Linked DNA regions of Mus musculus: region 2 is linked to region 1. Evidence: chromatin loops called from intact Hi-C (ENCODE). Cell type or tissue: heart. All regions are shown on one strand. Each heading gives the region's core, and the rest is flanking DNA. Links, peaks and the distances in the headings are about the cores only.

Region 1 (4,396 bases), core at 166-4,165:
TGTGCACGTTGTGACATTTCCTTGATTTAGATCCTCTTTTTCACTTGGGATAAAACAAATTCCTTGCCACCAGTGTGCATAGCCCTGCTCTGTCTGAGAGGACGACAGCCATTGCCCAATGCCACTTTTCTGCCTTGCCTACTCTATTGAGTTGCAGTGATTTCTGGTCTTGCTGGGATGGACATTTTTAATTCCTTAGAACCTTTGCAGAAGACTTCTTGTGCCAATTTCAGACTCTCCTGGGATCTAGTTCTTCTCACTTCGGGCTTCAACTGTTTTCACTTCTTCAAGGAGGCCTTAGCAGTAGGCACCCATATGAAGCATCTTTCTTATTCTTTGTCATGTTTATTCATAACATGATACATTTTATGACTGCTTTATTTCTTTGTTGTTCCCTTGTGTTTTGTCACATTCTCTTACTGTCACGTGACGAACCTTTTTTTTTTTGGTTCATTCACCAGCCTGCCCATAGCTCCTGCTTCAGAGCTTTTTGTATCTTTTATGCTTAGGAAATTCTCACGGTTTGACTGATACATGAATGGGGAGATGGGTTTGTTTCTCACTTTTCCACAGATACTTAGTAAATAACTCCTGTGGACAGGACCTAGCACAGAGTCCCTAAAGAGGAGCAGGAACAGAGTGATAATTGCCAGACATAGAAGTATTTTAATTTTTCCAGAAATACTGGACTGATTTTACTTTTCAGAGACAGCTCTGTAATTGTATAACTTTTTTTTTCTTTTCCACATTGACTGCTATAAAATTAGAGCCAAATTCGTGGCCCATACATCTTTTGGGTAGGCAATGCAGCCTCGTTCTTGGATCTGTTTCACGTCCCTGTCCTCATTTTTCTTCTCCTTTTGTTCCTATTTTAAATTTATGCCATCTTATATTTCATATGTCCTCATAGCTGCCTTAAGTTCTCTCTAAAGTACGGCAAGGTGTCAATCAATGAATATGTGGAAAGGTGAAGAGAAGCCCCTGAAGTGTAAAGCCGGCGAGTGCCTCCTACCTCACAGAGGGAACAGTTCTTTGGGAAGCTCTGGAAGCCCCAGGGAGCCGGTGGGGAGAGAGGTAGGAGACAGCTCCAGCAAGACCCAGACTCCTCATCGGCACAGGAAATATGCCTTTGGCTGAGATTATTTAAGAAGAACTTAATTTTGGTAACTGGTTATTTTGCTTGTTTGGGCTGCATAGTGGGGCTCTAGATGTCACGCTGGGTTTTCCCATTATCTTTTTTCCTTTAGAAGTACCATATAATTTTCAAAATAATCAGTAGTCACCCATTCTGCTGCCTGACAGATACATATACATATATTCTAAGTGCAAGCCTTCATCCCCTGCACCAAATGGAAGCAGAAGAGTCTTTGTCTTAGGCGGTGATCTATCCTCTGGGCCCAGAACTGTTCTCCGTTATCTTGGTTGAATTAATGAATGAAGTAGCCTGGTTTCTCAAGTGAGAACAGCTTTCATTTCTTATTGTCGTTCACCCTGCAGTCCTGTCTGGTTTTATAATATTCTGTATTATTATATTCTGTAATAATGTTCTTGAAGGTGTTAATTACATTGATAAAACTGGAGCTGGTTCTTCCAAAGTCAATCGTTTGCGACTGAAACAGTGCTCTCCGTGTGACCCTTACACAGCTCTTCAGTAACCTCTGTCCTCGAGCCTCCCAGAGCCATCTGGAAATCATTCTAACCAACATCCCTTCTATATAATAGATCACTGTTTCCCTTTCTAATAGGGCTCTGGATCCCCAGAGCCCATAGCCAGCGCTGAGATGGGTTCCTTATCTCTGTTTCTTCGTTAAGAATGTGCACATATTTGGTTGCCAATGCTACAGTCCTCCACAGTGCTGCTCGTTGCAACAAAGGAAAGTGTTTGCCAAATGACTTGTCAGCATATGTTCTAGAACTGCACAGGCATACTGTTTGTAACTGGAAAATACCGATGCTGCTTAGTGAAAGATTAAGGACCAAGAAAGAGTGCATAGCTTTATTTAAAGGCACTTAGAAGTTCGGGTACAAACACAAGGGTGGGGTGGGAAGAAAAGAGAGAGGTTGTGGAGAGAATAGAAAGTAAGTAGATTGCAGGCAGTATACAATAAGATTCTGGAACCAAGGAAACCCGGTCCAGATTGCACTGCTGATGATGCATCTTGCACATCCCTAGCTAGCGTCCTCCCAGGTGATAACCTGTACAAGCCCACTGGTGATCTGTATCAGCTCTGTGGAAGAGAAGCATCCTTGAACTTTCCAAGGTCATGGCTCGAGCAAGCAACCCTCACACCCACTGAACCCCTAGATGGGCTGTGGAGTCAGAGGTGCTGGTGCTTGGCAAGGAAGATGCTGAGCCCTGAGATTGTCGCTTGTGCACTCAGCAGCTGACCATCCTGGTAGCCCCTGGGGTGAGCGGTTCATAAGCCTGGCCCCTTCTCTGCAGCAAAGGAACATCTGACTTCTTGATGTTCTCCAGACAATTTCCTAATTAGGAAACTCTGGCAGATCTCAAAGAGCAAACCAAACATGACTCTACAGTACAGGAGGAGCTGTACTGTGTACACAGAACACAGGCAGAACTATTCCTTGTCCTTGTATCCAATGCTGAATGAAGCTGACAGTACCAAGGTGGGTAGTGAGTGACATGGGGACACCTCTTATACTCACCCCTAAAACCAAAAATGGTGAGCAGCACTTGGGTTTGTTTTCATTAAAAGGCCAATTCTCATAGTAAAACCAAATACTGACCTAGTTTAGGCTTGCCTCATCTACCGTTCCTTGGACAATGTCAGCAAGTCAATGTGTTTATAGGACAGACATGGGTTCTGCTTAGGAGAAGAGGTTTCTGACAATTGCAATTCATATCGCCCTGGCAAATGTATATTGCAGTGTGCTGCATTCCTTTGTCATACCACAGAAACAACCCCACATTCAGTTCCTTGGAATGTTTCTAAATGTTTCTAAACTCAAGAATTTACAGTTGGGAGATCACGGCAGGGTATGGCAGTTTGATGGTTGTGACTTTGAGGATACCTGTCTGGGAACTAAGATATCGGACTAACAGAGAAAATAGTAACTGAAGAGCTTGTCCTGTCACACATGAGGCTGCTGGCTTCGGGCTCTTCTGCTTTACATTACAGTTTTCTCTGGATGGAAAGCAGCCTTCTCCCTCCCCCAAGTCATGTCGACAGGAAGAGATTTTACATTAAAAAGAGATTCCTCAGGAAATGAAGAGAATGTGGAGTTGGGTTGAAAATTTCCAAATGGTTTTTGAGTCAAGTGATTTTTGTCTTTCTGTCTGGTTGGCAAGGTGACCTCCCCCACAGCCCCACTCAAGCTGAGAGGAAGTCCACGCTGAGGACATGTAAGGCAGCCAGCAGCAACAAGGGCAGCAGAAAAGCCATCATGAGCATGAAATGTGGCTCATTACCAACCCAGGTGTACATCCTGGGCAATTGGCGATGCAGTTCTAGCAGATGAGAGATGAGAAGCAAACTTTGCCGTGGTTAGTGTCACAGCTTTCTCTGGCTAGCATTTGATTACAGCCGTGTATGTTCTTTTAAAGAAGCTAAAAAAACAAAACAAAACATGAGCTCGGGAGGAAGTGGAGTGGCAGGTCTCCTGCTGTCTACAGATTGTTTTAATCATGTTACATGGAAAGATGTGATGTTTTCTGAGAAAATTTGTCAAAACTAATAAGGCAATTTTTAAACCTATAACAACTCCTTCCCTTAGGGAATTCATGTAATTACTGGGGGCAACTCAGGTTGGCTCTGGATTTTCATGCTTTCTTTCTCCATTGCCTTCAAGTTCTACTTGGTGCTATCATAATATATGGTGTGATCTCAGAATTCAAACGGCCAGGGCAAGCGGAATGCTTTGAATTTGAGGACAACCTGGGCTACATAGCAAGACACTGTCTCCCTACCACCAACAAGCCTACTGGGAATGAACTATGACACCAAGCTATCCCTCCCAATGTAGTCCTGTAGATGTGTAAATAAATGTAGCATCATATCTTCTGGGGATAAAAATGTTGTTTTAATAGCTAGATGTGTTTGCATGGAGGCAGTCTCCATACAACAGTCTACAAGATGTCACACTCTAAGGATGTAGGAAACAAAGTTGGATATAATGTGGGTAAGGCTTTCATGGGGTGTCTTAGGTCTATAAAGATGCTAAAACAGAACTAAGAGGACTTTCAGGGATAAAGGACTCAGGCCCTACACAGACTACTATGTGATATGACTCTAAAGCAAAGTAAGAAACATCAACCCATGAGTATTGAGCCAAATCCTCCAACCTACGTGTGTGTGTGTGTGTATGTGTGTGTGTGTGTGTGTGTGTGTGTGTGTGTAACATACGTATGTGTACTTGTGTGTGGAGGCCAAAGGTC
Region 2 (4,396 bases), core at 131-4,130, 50 kb after region 1:
ATTTCTAATTTCTTTGTCATATACATCAAATGAAGATATGTCTATTCCATTACCCTAAGGTTTATCTAATATTAGGCAGGGGGTTAATAAATATGTGGGGTTAGAGATCCCCCTTTGCCAGTGTACTGGAGAGATGCAAGCCTTTAATAGTCAGGCAGTTTATAACACATACGAAGTTTCTCACTTGTCAGGAACCTTGGAATCAGTACTGAGGAGAAATGGGCATTATTCTGGGCTTTGTCACAGACTCATGCACAGCTCTCTCCATGTTTGTAAATTCCTGGGTCAGCAGGAAATTGTTGGAACATGGAGTGATTTTTTTCTCCTGTTGTTACAGCCTGTTTTTCCCTCTCAGCCCTGCCTCCCTCTGAATGATTTTTGTTGTTGTTGTTTCAAATAGCTTCATTGTTAAACATTTGTTGATAATGGCTTTTAATCAGGCATATGGATATAACTCTTTCCCATTAATTAGCTCTAATCCAGGACAACTGTCAAGCCCCATTAATGGTGTTTTTCCAGGGAACCCTTCAGCCTGGTTAAGAAGGGGCATTTCTCTTAGTTTTCTGCCTCGTTCTGTCTTTTCCTAGACCTCATCAACAACCCCCACCTCCAACTCCAGTTATCTTTATTGAAAGACTATGGGTTTTCAAGGCTGCACAGAGCTGAGAAGGAGGTGATAACAGTCCTAGTCCACCTGTCTCAAAGCATGTCGCTTGCAATGCCGGCGATGCCTGCAGAGATCCCACTGCTCTTCTGAAATAAGTGATCCTCAGCTCTGATCCGGTTTCTGTATTTTTAAAGAAGTGTATGTTGATGTTTTTGTCAGTGCCTTTGTTGTGGATGTGTTTGGAAATATTGGCTCTGTCATTTCTGGAAATGCTTCTCCAAGCAAAGTTAATTTCTGAACCTGCATGTTAGTAAGTTCATCATGAGTCCTCTGGAGAGTGAGTTGAGAATGAAAGGAGAGGGTTGCAAGGATGGAAGTTATATGTGCACAATAACTCAAGGACTGATCTATTCTTTCCTGCTTATTTGAGATCATTTGAGGACATTTGTAGCCAATTCTCCACACATCATGAACAGAGAACCATTCTTCTTTTAGTTCCCTTTGTAGCGATACTTTGTGATTTATTCCTGGGGAATATTGAGTTCATCTGTCATTCATGGCTACTGACTGTGGTCCAGGTAGGTTATTAGACATATATCTAAGTCAGGTTTCAGCAAACTCAATAGCTAAGGTGTCTGGACAATTAAGGTAACATTTTCTGTGTGTCTTTGTAATGTGAGAGTTGGGGATAATTTCCTTTATAATTTATTCTTGATCCTTCTTTATTTTCAAAAACCTTTATTTATAGAGAGCCTTGAGAAGTAGAAACAGCATAATTTTAAAACAAAATTTTCTCTACCTTTTTTGACATCTTTTTTTTTTTTTCTTTCTCTCTTTTTTTTTTTTTTTTTAATTAGGTATTTAGCTCATTTACATTTCCAATGCTATACCAAAAGTCCCCCTTACCCACCCACCCCCACTCCCCTACCCACCCACTCCCCCCCTTTGGCCCTGGCGTTCCCCTGTACCGGGGCACACAAAGTCTGCGTGTCCAATGGGCCTCTCTTTCCAGTGATGGCCGACTAGGCCATCTTTTGATACATATGCAGCTAGAGTCAAGAGCTCAGGGGTACTGGTTAGTTCATAATGTTGTTCCACCTATAGGGTTGAAGATCCCTTTAGCTCCTTGGGTACTTTCTCTAGCTCCTCCATTGGGAGCCCTGTGATCCATCCATTAGCTGACTGTGAGCATCCACTTCTGTGTTTGCTAGGCCCCGGCATAGTCTCACAAGAGACAGCTACATCTGGGTCCTTTCAGTAAAATCTTGCTAGTGTATGCAATGGTGCTTTTTTGACATCTTTTAAATTTTCTTTTTAGATTTATGTCTGTATGTCTGTGTGAATGAATATGCCACCTATGTGCAGGTGCCAGAGGAGGCCAGAAGAGGGCATCAGATACCTTAGAACTGGAGCTACAAGCTACACTACATAGGGGCTGGGAACTGAACTTAGGAAGAACAGAAAGTACTCTAAACTGAGTACTGAGCCATCTCTCCACCTCTCTTGATAGCCTTTTAGTTGAAATATCTTTATGTTTAAAGCATTGGAGGCTAATTGTAAGGCATGCATAGTTTCTGGACATGTTGCACATCAGTGACTAGATGTTTTATTTTATTTAGACATAATATATCTGTACCAGTTAACAGCCTAAATGGACAAAACTTTCTTTGAACTGAAAGCCTGAAGTTTCAGCTATTTCTCGTGACTATGGTCTTTCTTAAAATAAGCATTAGAAGGATGTTAGACTCTATAAAGAAGTGTTACCCAAGGGACTTAGCCACTGGACCTCTATCACCCACATTCTTCTGGCTATTCGATGAAAGTTAGACAGTTGTAGAACTGAGTGTTTATAGCACGTTCTACTTATTGTTGTTGTTATTTACCATTTTACTGAGTCTTTGTGAATTTCATATTATGCACTCCAATCCCACTCATCTCCTCATCCCTTCATACCTACTCTCTACCCTTACAACCTCCCCTTCAAAAGAAAAAAGTATCTTATTGTGGGAGACATTTTTAAAAGATAAGGTTCTTGCTTTCTTGCTATGTAGTCCAGGCTGGCCTGGAATTCATAATCCCCTGCTTCTGTTTTTAAGTACTAAGATTACTGGTGTTATTGGACCATTATACCTAATCTGTTACAACAGCTGCCACCCTCGACAGGGCTACAAGTAGAGGTCAGTCAGTCCAATCATGCATTTACATGCATTTAGAGTGTATGTTTAACATGAGGCCTTGGGTTCAATTCCTAACGACTGCCCTTCCAAAAAAATAAACAGTTTAAAAAACAATAAATAGGATCAGGTTGGCCCAACAATAGAGTGCTTGCTGTATACGTGTGAGGATCCTAGTTCATTCAGTTCTACAACACATAAAAAGAGTAGGGCATTGCATAGTGTTTCTGTAATCCCAGTATTGGGAGATAGAGACAGGAGGGTTCCCAGGCCTTGCTGACCACCTATTCTTGCCAAATTGGTGAGCATCAGATTCAATGAGAAAACCTGTCTGAAAAAACAAGGTATAGGGTGGCAAGATGTCAGACTTAAAGTTCTGGCCCACACAAGCACACCTTTATGCACACACCTGCACATGTACACACTTAAACACAGACACAAAAGTTTTAGGTTTTACATTGCATAAAAGTTGACAAAAATTATTCTCTTTTGACAGCTTTTCTCCCCCCCCCCCCCATCTTGATGTTTAGTTTATTATTCACCCTGCCTTCTGACAAGGAGCGCATAAAGTGTGTCTTAGGCAGACCATGTTGAGTCACTAATTACCTCATTAGGAGAAAGCCTGTTCCTGTGCCCGTATCCTCTGGCAATAGGATTCAGGAAAGAAAACTGACCCTTTGGTAGTTCTCAGTTAACTAACTTATAGGTCAACTCCCATTACAACAACAAATAGCAACACAGCAAAACCTTTGAGTGAAAAATTGGACTTCGAGATCTCAAACCAACAATGGCCTGCTCATCACAAGCCATAAATTCCCAGGGCCGCGTGAGGATTAGGACTTTTCCATAATGGAATTTGACCTGCAGTCATGCTTGGAACCAGAATGGAGCTTTAGGAATGATTCTGTGCATGAATGGGAGAAGGAAAAGGCCTCATTTGTGTTTCTCTGAAATATGCTACCAGCGAACCAGAGCAGCCCTCTAATAACATGATGAGTCCTTGTACACATCCAGGAGATTAATAAAAGCTGTTCAATGAAATATGAGCAGCCACTGGAGCGCTTAGAACAAATGGCGACTGCTAATCTCTTCCACTGGCTCCTGAGTTGCTTTCAGGAACCGTCTGCTGAGTGAAGGAAAGATTAAGTGAAACTTCAACTTATATTTCCTAAGACTGTAGATGGAAAAGATCCACGAGGTGAATTTGACTTTCCAGAGAGGCAGCTTTTAATTACCAGTGCGAACAAGTCCAGCCTTTCCCAAGTCTGCTGGCCAGGGTTCTGATGGCTGTTGTAGGTCTGTTTCCCTTTGGCTCTAGAGGTGAATAGTTGATGAAGGAAGCTGTGTTGTCACCAGGAACTTCAAAAACTGTGGATCATGTGAGACCTAACCCTTGGGGATTACATAAGAATCTAAAGAATGAAGAATTGTATTCTCCAGCTACTAATGTGGCTGTCGTGGTCATCTCTGTTGAGATTTGGAGGGAGCTAATGCCTGGCCCTCAGCTATTATTTAAACATAAAAATGCCATCACAACCAGTAATAATAATAATAATGATGGTGGTGGTGGTGACAATGATGATGATGATGATATAGATAGCAGAAAATCCTTAAG

The links. Peaks named below come from ENCODE experiments on the same cell type or tissue, not always from the same donor. Only the 100,000 strongest peaks of a DNase experiment are listed, where the experiment ranks them.
Region 2: a loop joins it to region 1, with 1.9 times the contacts of the local background. A loop is called at or near these places in 1 of 42 quality-filtered maps.

Annotation. Positions count from the first base shown.
Region 1 is chr6:92,607,333-92,611,728 of GRCm38, reverse strand. All of the region lies in intron 2 of Prickle2 (prickle planar cell polarity protein 2), which reads left to right. Among named protein-coding and RNA genes, the nearest start is that of Prickle2, 97 kb to the left of the region's middle. In heart, for the core only: no CTCF peak of the experiment used is centred there; a DNase peak (open chromatin) is centred at 1,788; H3K27ac peaks cover 1,908 bases.
Region 2 is chr6:92,557,056-92,561,451 of GRCm38, reverse strand. All of the region lies in intron 2 of Prickle2 (prickle planar cell polarity protein 2), which reads left to right. Among named protein-coding and RNA genes, the nearest start is that of Prickle2, 150 kb to the left of the region's middle. In heart, for the core only: a CTCF peak has its summit at 1,975 (motif pointing right); no DNase peak of the experiment used is centred there.